Regions from separate parts of the Homo sapiens genome. Here region 2 is linked to region 1. Evidence: read pairs that join two places in POLR2A ChIA-PET (ENCODE). Cell type or tissue: B cell. All regions are shown on one strand.

Evidence for each region. ChIA-PET counts read pairs that join two places held together with the same protein. Peaks named below come from ENCODE experiments on the same cell type or tissue, not always from the same donor. Only the 100,000 strongest peaks of a DNase experiment are listed, where the experiment ranks them.
Region 2: POLR2A ChIA-PET joins it to region 1 with 10 read pairs; 9 of 35 experiments call an interaction of 5 or more read pairs at or near these places.

The regions. Positions count from the first base shown.
Region 1 is chr1:1,792,012-1,794,511 of GRCh38, forward strand. It overlaps GNB1 (G protein subunit beta 1), which reads right to left. Exons shown (of 12, transcript NM_002074.5): 8 at 1,234-1,300. Among named protein-coding and RNA genes, the nearest start is that of NADK, 15 kb to the left of the region's middle. In B cell, no CTCF peak of the experiment used is centred here; no DNase peak of the experiment used is centred here; H3K27ac peaks cover 409 bases.
Region 2 is chr1:1,731,982-1,734,481 of GRCh38, forward strand. It overlaps the pseudogene SLC35E2A. Among named protein-coding and RNA genes, the nearest start is that of CDK11A, 8.9 kb to the left of the region's middle. In B cell, no CTCF peak of the experiment used is centred here; no DNase peak of the experiment used is centred here.

The sequences.
Region 1 (2,500 bases):
TGCCCTGGGCTGGGCACAGCTCCTGCCACCAAATCATGCCTCAGAAGACCAGAAAAACCCACATGGCCAGCTGAAGTCTAAAATGACTCTCATAAAATAACTATCTGGACATTTAATTTAGTACTTTGATGCCACAAATGAAAAAATTCTAGCATTTAAGTGGGCTTCCGTTTACCTGTAAGGTGAAAACACTAAAAATGAAGTCTGATGGAATCACTTGAATTGTGACGTCTGTTATTTTTAGTCTGTGCTCATTGTTCACAATGACATGATGCTATCAGAAAGGGACAATCAAAACCCACCCTACTCCCACCTATCATCACCTAAGGAGGTACAAATATATAGAGGGGAAAAAAAAGAAGAGCAGGTACTTTGAGCCTGATTGTAGTTAAAATATCTATGTTGGCCAGGCATGGGGGCTCACACCTGTAATCCCAGCACTTTCAGAGGCTGACGCAGGCAGATCACGAGGTCAACGGATAAGAGACCATCCTGGCCAACGTGGTGAAATCCCGTCTCTACTGAAAATACAAAAATTAGCTGGGTGTGGTGGCGCACACCTGTAGTTCCCAGCTACTCGGGAGGCTGAGAGGGGAGAATTGCTTGAATCTGGGAGGCAGAGGTTGCAATGAGCCGAGATCACGCCACTCCACTCTAGCCTGGAGACAGAGAGAGACTCTATCTCAAAAAAAAAAAAAAAAAGAAAAAAATGTGTATTTTAGTTCTCAGCTGCTGAAAATTAAACTTTGTAAATTTATTAGAAGTATAATGAGGCTAGGCACGGAGGCTCACGCCTGTAATCCCAGCACTTTGGGAGGCCGAGGTGGGCAGGTCACCTGAGGTCAGGAGTTCAGGACCAGCCTGGCCAATGTGGTGAAACCTGGTCTCTACTAAAAATACAAAAATTAGTCAGGCGTGGTGGCGGGCACCTGTAATCCCAGCTATTCAGGAGGATGAGGCAGGAGAATCATTTAAACCCGGCAGGCAGATGTCGCAGAGCCAAGATTGAGCCATTGTACTCCAGCCTGGGTGACAAGAACAAAACTCCATCTCAAAAAAAAAAAAAGTATAATGAATTCACACATTGCTACTATGTGTTTTAAATCTTAAGGCCACTTAAATTACAGATGGCCTAATATTATGTCAAGAACCTTATTTCCTCCATGTTCACAGAGGAATGTGCCAGGGGCTGTGGGTTCTCAAGGCACTGCCTGCCCCGGGTCAGGTACTTACCACGTGGTGTCTCCAGAGCTGGTGACGATCTGATTGTCATCCAGGAATCGGCAGCAGGACAGGTAACCTGGCAAAGAACAGGCCTAAGTGATGAGCTGAATCCAGCAGGCCTTGCACCCAGCCTCATACATAGAGAAACACATTGGCCCGGTGGAAGCTCTACGTCTAAGGTAAGACCAGCACCATGCTAGTGACCTTTTATTCCCATCTGTGCACACAGCAGAAGGTCCACACGCACTGCTGGTGAGGGTGAGAGCCTGGCCAGGCAGGACAGCACGTCCCACAGAGACCCACAGCTCCGTGATGGGGGCAGAAGCAGAAACCACACCCATGAAACATACACATCTTTCATCTGCTTTACTGTTTGACCCATCAAAGGCTGGGGATCCCTCGTCTATTTACTCATTCAGGGCACGCTGACTCCAGTGCCCAGGAAGCAGCCTTAACCAGACAGACACCTCCTGCTCTCCTACAGCCCACGCTCAGCAGGGACAGAGAATGAGAATCACTGAAAGAGGACATCAGAAAGGGAGTGCTAGGGGAAGGAAGAGGACAAAGTAGGGGCCTCACAAGATGGAAGCCAGGAGAGGAGGGAGGACGAGAGTAGACTCAGAGAAGGAGGATCCAAACAGAGGGCCCAGCCAGGGCAGGAGGCGGCGAGGCCACAGGGTCAGGGTGGCAAGGGCCTGCAGGTCATGGAAGGGATAACGAAGGCAACAGGAACGCGGCATGGCAGCAACACTGCAGACACGGGGGTGCTCGTGAATATGTGTGGGTGGGTTTGTTTTCTTGGGGACAGTGGCTGTGACACCCACATCAGCGTGGGCACAATTCTGTGTCTCTGAGTATTCCCACCCACTCCCACTGGGAAGGAAGCATCAGAGGCGAGAGCAGGACACACCAAGATGCCCCGTCCTAAACAACTTCCAAAATGAGGAAAAGCAACAACAAAAAATCAGTCCGCAATATCCACACATGATGACTGGTCTCTACTAAAAATACAAAAATTAAGCGTGGTGGCGGGCACCTGTAATCCCAGCTACTCAGGAGGGTGAGGCAGGAGAATCATTTGAACCCGGCAGTTCAAGTTGTTAATGACTTCTGTTGACCATTATTTCTTTTGTACATTGATCACAGTTCTGGTATTTACTGTGGAACTAAAAGCATAGGGTCAACAAACCAGTTAGTGTGTGCCCAGGATTGGTGACAGACTGGCCCTAATCTGAAGATTCAGGGGTTCCAGTGGCACTGGTGATTCTTGGGATAC
Region 2 (2,500 bases), 60 kb before region 1:
GCCAAGGTGGGTGGATCACTTGAGGCCAGGAGTTCAAGATCAGCCTGGACAACACAGCAAAATCCCATCTCTCAAAAAAAGTAAAATAAAATAAAATAACAAAAAACAAAAATTAGCCCAGCGTGGTGGTGGACACCTGTAGTCCCAGCTACTCAGGAGGCTGAGGCGAGAGGATCACTTGAGCAGGGAGGCGGAGGTTGCAGTGAGCTGAGATGGCACCACCACACTCCAGCCTGGGTCACAGAGCAAGACTCTGTCTCAAAAAAAAAAAAAAAGTTTTTTTTTTTTGAACCACTGCTAACAATCACTAATGTTCACTAAAACACTAGGCTTCAGGAGCATTTGGAAATAATTCCTGACCGCACAAAGAAACATGCTGGTGAGAGACAGTGACCAAGCCCAGGAGACCACCATGAGTTCCAGAAAAAGTGAGAGAGAGCGGCCACTTTTCCTGTCTCGGAGATACCTCCTACTCAGGACGCAGGAAGCATGGGGCAGGGCAGCGCCATGGACAAGGCGACTCGGTGCAGGGCCTGCGGGACCTGCAGGTGAGAGGAAGCACAAGCTCCAGCTCCTCAGCTGTGGAACGCTGCGTGCGTGGTGCACAGCTACCAGCTCGGATGGGTATTTGAGAATTTACCGCACTGACTTGGACCAGACGGAAAGCAGAGAAGAGGGAGAGCTACACCTGACTGTCCACCATTCCCGCCAGCCCCAACGTCGGCTTTTCACTTCATGTTTGGGGACAATTACACCTCCTCATGACAGATCAGAAGTTTCAGAAAAAAGGTCCGCTGATTTCCGCAACAGGGTATGAGGTGGCCAGCTGCTGATGCCAGCTGCATGGACTCCTATACTTGCTGGTAACATAACCTCATTCCTTTGTATTTGCCACCAAAAAGTCTCCAGTCTTTTTTTTTTTTTTTTTTTTTTTGAGACGGAGTCTCACTCTGTAGCCCAAGCTGGAGTGCAGTGGCACAATCTCGGCTCACTGCAACACCCGCCTCCCGGGCTGAAGTGATTCTGATGCCTCAGCCTCCCACGCAGCTGGGACTACAGGTGCATTTCACCAGGCCTGGCTAATTTTTTGTGTTTTAGTAAAGACAGGGTTGCCCATGTTGCCCAGGGTGGTCTCGAACCCCTGAGATCAGGCAATCTGCCTGCCTTGACCTCCAGTCCACCTGGCTAGTCTCCAGTCTTTAAATTGCACCTTTGGCCGGGTGCAGTGGCTTGCACCTGTCATCCCAGCACTGTGGGAGGCCGAGGCGGGCGGATCGCCTGAGGTCAGGAGTTTGAGACCAGCCTGGCCAACATGGTGAAACCCCGTCTCCACTAAAAATACAAAAATTAGCCGGGCATGGTGGCACGCGCCTGTAATCCCAGCTACTTGGGAGGCTGAGGCAGGAGAATCACTTCAACCCGGGAGGCGGAGGTTGCAGTGAGCCGAGATCAAACCAAAGAAATCCAGCTCTGGGTGACAGAGCAAGACTCTGTTTCGGGAAAAATAAAATACATAGGCAGGGCGCGGTGGCTCACGCCTGTAATCCCAGCACTTTGGGAGGCTGAGGCGGGCAGATCACAAGGTCAGGAGATCGAGACCATCCTGGCTAACACGGTGAAACCCAGTCTCTACTAAAAATACAAAAAAAAATTAGCCGGGCGTGGTGGCGGACGCCTGTAGTCCCAGCTACTCGGGAGGCAGAGGCAGGAGAATGGCGTGAACCCAGGAGACGGAGCTTGCAGTGAGCTGAGATGGCGCTACTGCACTCCAGCCTGGGCGACAGAGCAAGACTCCATCTCAAAAAATAAAATAAAATACATAAACAAATAAATTGCAGCTTCATTCAATCTGCCCAGTTACAGAAGTGGAAAGAAGCTGAAGGATCCTCCCCGTTTCTAGAGCTGCACCGCATGGCACAGGAAGCAGTGGCCACAGGTGTCTGTTCAAGTTCAAACTGACAGCAATCAGCTTGAATTCCGAATCTGGTTCTTGTTATATTCTCCACATTTCAAGGGCTCAGAAGCCGTATGTGGCCAGTGGCTCCTGCACTGGACAGCCCAGAAGAGACCATTCCATTCCTGCAGACAAAACTAGTCGCAGCACCCTGCTATTCTAGACAGAAAGCACTCAATTTCAAAAACCTTCAAACTCAGAGACTTCTAGTGGAGATTTCCCTAAATACCTATTTCACACAGTTTACGGTTTATTTTACAGTTTCTCATTTGTTTTTTTGTTTTATTTATTTTTTTTGAGAAGGACTCTCGCTCCCATCCCCCAGGCTGGAGTGCAGTGGTGAGATCTCGACTCACTGTAACCTCTGGCTCCTGGGTTCAAGTGATTCTCCTGCCTCAGCCTCCCGAGTAGCTGGGATTACAGGTGCCCAGCATCACACCCGGCTAATTTTTGTATTTTTAGTAGAGATGGGGTTTCACCATGTTGGCCAAGCTGGTCTTGAACTACTGACCTCAAGTGATCCACTTGCCTTGTCCTCTCAAGTGC